3 separate regions of the Homo sapiens genome follow, and regions 2 and 3 are each linked to region 1. The links are chromatin loops, found by intact Hi-C in ENCODE. Cell type or tissue: PC-3. All regions are shown on one strand. Region 1 overlaps PRKCA (protein kinase C alpha). Region 2 overlaps PRKCA (protein kinase C alpha). Region 3 overlaps PRKCA (protein kinase C alpha).

Region 1 (2,500 bases):
AAAAATAAGAGACACTGGAGGCAGCCAAAGAGACACCTAACACTCAATCAAAGCCGTGCAAGTGAGGAGAGCAGTTTTTGGGAGCCAGGCCAAACACTGTTCTATTGGAGGAATGAATTTTGTGTTTGTGCGCAGTCAGCAGCCCAGAGGAGATGTGAGAATACAGGACCTGGACAACTAAAGGCCCGGGAAAACCCTCTCTGTCCTGCCAGAGTCTACCGCATGGGCAAACACTCCATACCCAAACTGTTCAAAAGGGATGACTTATTTCTTCCATGCAAAAGGCCAGAAGAAAAATGAAAAGCCAGAAGGAGAGAGGAAACAAGGGTGTGATGGTTTCTTTGCAAACCTCTACTGCGGAACAGCTCCATACTCACCAAGCCAGGTCTACACAGCAGGCCTGGTTTAGTGTTGGCTACTGGTTTTCCATCCCTAAGACATGTGCAACCTTGCCAAATGCGGGGGGTAGCAGGGTAGGCAGGCAGCATATTCATCCTCAGGGGAGAACAGCAAAAGCCCAGAAGGAATTTTAATTTCTCTTATAAAACAAAAATCTCAAGACAAAAACTTTACTGCCAAACTTTACATGGAAAGCAAAAATAAACTATTTGCTTTATACCTGCTGCCACAGGTATGAAATATTTTATTAGATGACTGTCCACTCACCATTAGGCTGACTCTCAAATTATGGACAGGAAGAGAGCAAACCGTTCACTTGATGGACGCAGCTAAGATGAACACTCAGCTGCTCACATTGTGTTCAGGTTCTGGTGCATTTTGAACACTTCGTAAGAGAAATTACTGAAGCTCTTAATAACAAACTTGCCTTCCAGAACAGAAAGGTTTTATGAAAAAATCCTCAACCAAACCCTTGATACATTCTCAGTTAAATGCTATACTAAAAGTTCTCAGGAAGTCTCTATTTTGGAGACCTGTAATTTTTAACCGTATAGTTTGGTTGCTGCTGACTAAAGCTGAGAGTAATTTTACAACTCCATTATCCACATGTGGATGACTCATTTGTTAGATTAGCCTAACTTCCAGCTGCCCTCCCCCTCTGCTGTTCAACCTGCTGCTGGATAATGTTCCAACTGCCTGCTCTAAGAGGCTGAAAGTATGCAAACCCATCTTAACACAACACAGAGACAAAATGAGATAGTGGTGTTGACTATGTTTTGAATGCATTTCTCCAAGACAAATAAGAGTTTTGGATTGATGCACTGTTTTGGGCAATTGGCACAATTTCACTTTATTAGTATGAATTTTAATGTGATGTTTCTAACCTCTTAAATCAAAGTGTGCCTCAAAGTATGCTCCACAAACCCTTAAGGGTCCTCATGATCAAACCACTTTAATGATAATACTGAGCCACTATTTGCCTTTTTCCTTGTGTTGACGTTTGCACTGATGGTGCAAGAGCAATGGTGGTGTGACAGCAGGAACCTTAGCCTGAGTCAAGGTGACAGTGCCAGGCGGTACTAGCAGGAATTATGTTCTTCCCACCATGAAATCCCAGGGGCTTTTTGTTGTCTTTTATGCCAGTTTCATTTAAGAAAGTCTCGATGAAGCATTAACAATTATTGATTCTGGGCCAGGCATGGTGGCTCACACCTATAATCACAGCACTTTACGAGGCCAAGGCAGGTGGATCACATGAGGCCAGGAGTTGGAGACCAGCCTGGCAAACATGGTGAAACCCCATCTCTACTAAAACTATAAAAATTAGCCGGGCGTGGTGGCGTGTGCCTGTAATCCCAGCTACTCATAAGTCTGAGGCAGTAGAATCGCTTGAACCCAGGAGGTGGAGGTTGCAGTGAGCTAAGACTGGGCCACTGCACTCCAGCCTGGGCACAGAGCAAGACTTTGTCTCAAAAAAAAAAAAAAAAAAAGGTTCAGAATTCTGAGTAAATATTCTGACACATAAAGCATTTGGCTACACTCCAGGGATGAGGGCTGTCTTGAGCTGAGCAGCCACTCTCTCCATGAAACACCACTTTGACTCAAAAGAACAACTACAATATGGTTGCTTAGACTTGGATATTTGGCAGATACTTTTTTGAAATACAATAAAGTTTTCCAAGTGAAAAACACAATCTTAGAAAATGTGCATCTACCGTCAGCTTGACGGCTTCCTAATAATACTTAAAGGCTCTTTGATGAGACTGATGGTGATACTAATAATTGTGACTTTTTTGATGTTGAATAATGAAATGTGTCAACATTTAGAAGAACCTGCAGAACTCAATGAAATAGTGTTTTCCAAACTAAAGAATGCGGTCACACCAACACATAAAAGAGCCATTCAACACATAAGATGGACCAATATGAAACACAGACACGGTTTCATTCTCTACCTTGCAACCAACCTTTGAGAAACTTACTTGCCAACGACCACTATCAAAAGTATCAAAGAATATCTCCAGTTACGTGAAAAAGCTATTAAAATATTCCCTCCTTTTTTCAATTACATATATGTGTTAGACATACACTTCAACCAAAA
Region 2 (2,500 bases), 110 kb before region 1:
AATGCATATTGCTAAGTGTAAGAAGCCAATCTGAAAAGGTTACATGCTGCAGGATTCCAAATACATGACATCCTGAAAAAGGCAAAACCATGGAGACAATAGAAGGATCAATGGATGCTAAGGGTTGGAAGAAAAAGGGATCTTCTATTGGTGGAGCATAGAAGATCTTTAGGGCAGTGAAAATATACCTTGCATGATACTAGAATAGTAGCTGTATATGATGATACATTTGTCACAACTCACAGAAGATACACCAAGAATGAACTCTTCCATAAACTGTGGACTTTGGGTGATAATAATGTCAATGCAGCTTAATCAACTGCAATGAATGGACCACTCTGGTGAGGGATGATGACAGTGGGGATGCTGTGCAGGCACAGAGAAATGAGGTACATGGGAAATCTCTGTATCTTCTGCTCAGTTTTGCTGGGAACCTAAAACTGCTCTAAAAAATAAATTAAAAAAACAAAACAAACAAACTAGCTGGGCACAGTGGCTCATGCCTGCAATCCCAGCACTTTGGGAGGCCAAGGCAGGCAGATCATGAGGTCAGGAGATCGAGACCAACCTGGCTAACATGGTGAAACCCCATCTCTACTAAAAATACAAAAAATTAGCTGGGCATGGTGGCACATGCCTGTAATCTCAGCTACTTGGGAGGCTGAGGCAGGAGAATCGCTTGAGCTTGGGAGGCGGAGGTTGCAGTGAGCCGAGATCATGCCACTGCACTCCAGCTTGGGCGACAGAGCAAAACTTCGTCTCAAAAAAATAAAAAAATTTAAAAAAAAAAAAACACAGAATCAAGGCTAAGAATTTCACCATACAAAATCAAATTCCTGGGTAGCTGCAAGTTTGCTCAGTTAACTCGTGTAGTTCAAGTGACTTAACTCACATAGTTCAAGTGACTCAGCTAGTCACTAGATCTTTTCTTACGGTTTCAGAGAAAAGTCAGCAAAAACTGCACATTATACAGGGCGACAGGCATGGCAGCAGTTTCTGGTGCACATGTTGCCTGTCTCCCGGTGACAGAAGATAACAGAGGACTAAGAGCGCACATATACCTCAAGAGCCCTAAGGCTGCCACAGGAGAGTAAACAACTCCACCCAGCACTGCTCCAGGCCGGGTAAGCCAACCTCTCTGGAGTCTGCAGGCTTACAATTGATTCTGGGGAAATAATTTATTATGATTGCCAGTCAGTGACTCATAAATGTGTGTGTGTGTGTGTGTGTGTGTGTGTGTGTGTGTGTGTTTGCATGTGTGCACGTGCATGTGTGTGCATGTCTTTGTAATTCTTCTTCCACATCCTTCAATTATTTTCTAAGCACCAACAGTAAACTTCTGGGCTACTTTTAATAAGAGATTCTTATTCTCTGCAGGAGGACATTTCATTCCTCTTAGCTATGACATATTCAACATTTTTATAGAAAGCAAAAACCATAGGTGGGAGGTAGGGGTGTTCGTGTTTTTGTAAATTGCCTCTAAAGAAGCTGCCACCATTGGTGGGGAAGACCTATATCATGGCTTACAAAAAAGTATCCTAAAATGGACATAAGCACTATTCATGTGCTTCAGTAGATTAAAAAAGATGGTTGGTGTCTTTTATCTATTTTGAGAAAGAAACAAATTTATACAATGAAAACGTTCACAGAAACTAGATGTAAGGTTGTAAAAATAAATAAGTACCTTGCTTTCTTATACAATAAGACATTCAAGTATTAGAAAAATGGAACTGCTACATGGGAAGTAATTATTATGTTAAGGCAAACTTTAGCTATTAGATGCCTTTTTTCTTCTCTCATTAAGCACAACCATCAACTTTTCATGAGCGGGCCCACTGGCTGCTGTCTGGAATGAAGAATCCTATGTTGCTTTCCAGCCTCACATTTCCCCTTTGTGTACTACAAAATAGGAGCTGTTTCATTAGAAACATAAAACAATGAGGAAGAAGCTGTTATTGACAAACTGGGTTTGGCCTTGTGCACTGATCTCAGAAACCGCAGAGCACCAGCCAGCTTCCATCCATGAAGGGATTTGTCTGTCCAACTTGAGTTCAAACAGAGGGAAGCAGACCCGACGTTTAAAAGAATATATCACACACCCTCTGCCCACAACCAAGGTCTCATCTTAGAAGTGATGAAAATAGAGGGTCAAAAAAGAAAAAACTAGACACTGTTCACGGAAACAGGAAACACCTCAATGACATCCCATAGAAGCATGCTCGGTAGTTAGGAACCCCAGTCTCCTCCTCGGTAGTTAGGAACCCCAGTCTCCTCCTCGGTAGTTAGGAACCCCAGTCTCCTCCTCGATAGTTAGGAACCCCAGTGCCTATACACCCATTATCTCAGGGGTCAATTATTTCAATTACTTCACACTCCAGCTGCCAATTAACTCATGGGCCACCATGAAACCCACAGAATGCCTCTATGCCAAGAAGGTTCTCAAGTATCTGCTATCATAATATAAACCTAAGTGCCCAGTGAATACTGTTTTTCTATTACA
Region 3 (2,500 bases), 84 kb before region 1:
GAAGTGGGAGGGATCTGCAATAGCTCAGCAGGGAGAGAGGCTGCTCTTGACTATGTTTATAGGAAACTTCAGTGGAGGTAATTTCATTAGAAGATGCCTCCAGGGCCAGGACCAGGGCCAGGGCCGGGGCCAGAGCTGGGGCCGGGGCTGCAGGGAAGCTCTGGGCCCTGGGGTTTCCTCCAGGGCACACACTACTGGGAACACATACACTGAGGTATACACGGCCTTCCAAAAGCATCCCAGCTATTGGAACACTTAATCTCTAGAGTTCTTGCTTTTAAAAAAAGGCAGTGAGGGTATATCCAAACTAGGAGGCAGGGATTATTAATTCTAGCTGCCACCTTCTGGTTTTCTGAACTACCTCCTTCCCCCCGGCTAACTGCACACATCAGAGTCTAGTTTTGGACACTTAACCTTCAGTAGCTCACACCTCACAAAGAGCCTGGCTTCACAAGCTGCCCTCTCACTTACTGAAAGGTCTTAGGTTGGTACAAAAGTAATTGCAGTTTTTCCCATTAAAAAAATAGCAAAAACCACAATTACTTTTGCTCCAACCAAATACACAATAGGCTGACTGCAAAGGTGGGGGTTTTGGGGCTTTATCAGTACTGATGGGTCCTGTGCTGACTTAGAAACAAAATCTGACCTGCTCAGTGCACTGGTGGTATCACTTATTCAATCAACAAACAGCAACTACAGACCTACTACATGCAAAATACCAAAGAAACTCACAAGAATAAGGCCCAGTCCCTGGCATCAAGACTCTTAAGATCTCAAGAAGTGACAAGGCCTAGGTTCTCCAACTGGCCAAATACAGGAACTTAGAAAAGCCCCATGACCTCCCTAAGCCGTAGTTTTCTCACATATTTAATGCAAATGAAAATCAGACCCCCTGAAAATAAAATATTATCAGGGAGGAAGATTAATCACCACAGGGAAGATTCTCCCTGAGGGTCTCTCCTGAAGCTTTGTCTGAGAAAACATCAAAAAGCGTATGTGGAGGAAGAGTGTGCTTGGGGGAAGTAAAGGTGGGGGAATGATCTGTAGTCATGGTAACAAGAAACTACCAGTTTAAGAATCAATGACAGCTCAGAACCAGTACACGGGCTTCTGACATCCCCATGCTTTTGTCAACAGCTGATCAACAAGGCACTCATCCAAGGACCCTGCTAATGACCTCTCACTCCCACCTCTCAAAGCCTGACCAGCCTCGAACTTCACGCTTCCCAAGATCCTAAACAAGATCGGCTCCCAGCTTTGCTGAGGAAAGCTGCCACTGAAGAGAGCTCTGCTTCTTACTTGCATGAGTAATAAATTTACCTTGTTGTTGCAAATTTTTGGCAATGTTCTCTTTCTTGAATATGAGTCACTAAAACATTCTCCCCTTCCTTTCAGGGCATGTTTCAGCCTAAGGATAAAAAAAGGGAACGGTCTTGAAAGTGCTTTGGAAATGCTGATTTGAAATGAAAAAAGAATTAGGATGCGGGGGGAAATTATTACTGGTTTTCCATGGGACGGGTCCTCAGGTTTACCCAGTGCCAATTTGGCCTTGCTTCAGACATAATTCTGCTATACTTAATTATTGGCTTTCAGTGAAGATTAAAAGCTGCAAATGATGTGCGGAAGAGGGACAGAGCTGGCAACCAGGGTTGAACTACTAATGTGTCCAACTCAGGAATCAATTCCATTTAGTGCTAAATTCTTAGTTTCAGAAGGAATTTAAGAGTAATACAATGGAGGGGAAGGGCATGTGTGTCACTGATGAGCATGGACTTTGCTGGAGCGCAGAGGGGAAGCGACAGCTACCCAGAGTGAAGCTTTCTCAGCCAACCTCTGGAGAGCAGAGACTAAACTTCTGCAATATTTCTGATGCAACCAACTTTATTCTGACCAATTTGGATCATGAGCCACAGGAAGAAATGAAACTCAAATTATTTGTCCTGCAGACAAATGAAAACATGAGGCCACCTTTCCTGAAGAAACGTGCTTGTTCCATTAAGAAAAGTATGAAAAGATCAGAATGACCCAAGAAAAGAAAAAAGCAACAAGATGAATTCATTTCCATGACTATTGTCCGGCACAGCTGCACTGAACTCATTTGCATCGCTATTAAATAGCCCTAATAAATATGAATATTGCGCAACATAAAGCACGTAAAAGGTCCATGTTTGAAATATCTAAAAGTATCAAAAACAATAAACCCAGTAGCCCAAGGAACTTCAAATACATTGTTATTCTTCCCATCAGAAGGACAGTAAATTAGTGGACAATTATGAGAAGAAAGTAAGCATTCTGAAAGCTAGTCATTAGTGGTACACAAACAAGAATAAATTTTCCAGTGTGAACAATAAGGGCTGGCTGTGATTTTATTACAAACTGGAGGCCCAAACCATGCTTTCAGAAAGCAGTTTCACCCCATGAAGCAAATTAACACTCCACTTTTCCTTGGGGCCTGTGATTTCCTTGGAAAGCCCTCTGCCAGTCAGTAAGTGGGACTTTT

The links. Peaks named below come from ENCODE experiments on the same cell type or tissue, not always from the same donor. Only the 100,000 strongest peaks of a DNase experiment are listed, where the experiment ranks them.
Region 2: a loop joins it to region 1, with 4 times the contacts of the local background. A loop is called at or near these places in 2 of 110 quality-filtered maps.
Region 3: a loop joins it to region 1, with 2.0 times the contacts of the local background. A loop is called at or near these places in 4 of 110 quality-filtered maps.

Annotation. Positions count from the first base shown.
Region 1 is chr17:66,347,331-66,349,830 of GRCh38, reverse strand. The region is part of intron 2 of PRKCA (protein kinase C alpha); the gene reads right to left. Among named protein-coding and RNA genes, the nearest start is that of PRKCA, 46 kb to the right of the region's middle. RefSeq lists an enhancer at 946-1,240. In PC-3, no CTCF peak of the experiment used is centred here; DNase peaks (open chromatin) are centred at 1,040 and 1,950; H3K4me3 peaks cover 1,687 bases; H3K27ac peaks cover 2,290 bases.
Region 2 is chr17:66,461,676-66,464,175 of GRCh38, reverse strand. All of the region lies in intron 2 of PRKCA (protein kinase C alpha), which reads right to left. Among named protein-coding and RNA genes, the nearest start is that of PRKCA-AS1, 46 kb to the right of the region's middle. RefSeq lists a silencer at 831-1,125. In PC-3, no CTCF peak of the experiment used is centred here; a DNase peak (open chromatin) is centred at 1,065; H3K27ac peaks cover 1,363 bases.
Region 3 is chr17:66,430,915-66,433,414 of GRCh38, reverse strand. All of the region lies in intron 2 of PRKCA (protein kinase C alpha), which reads right to left. Among named protein-coding and RNA genes, the nearest start is that of PRKCA-AS1, 15 kb to the right of the region's middle. In PC-3, no CTCF peak of the experiment used is centred here; a DNase peak (open chromatin) is centred at 1,344; H3K4me3 peaks cover 841 bases; H3K27ac peaks cover 1,305 bases.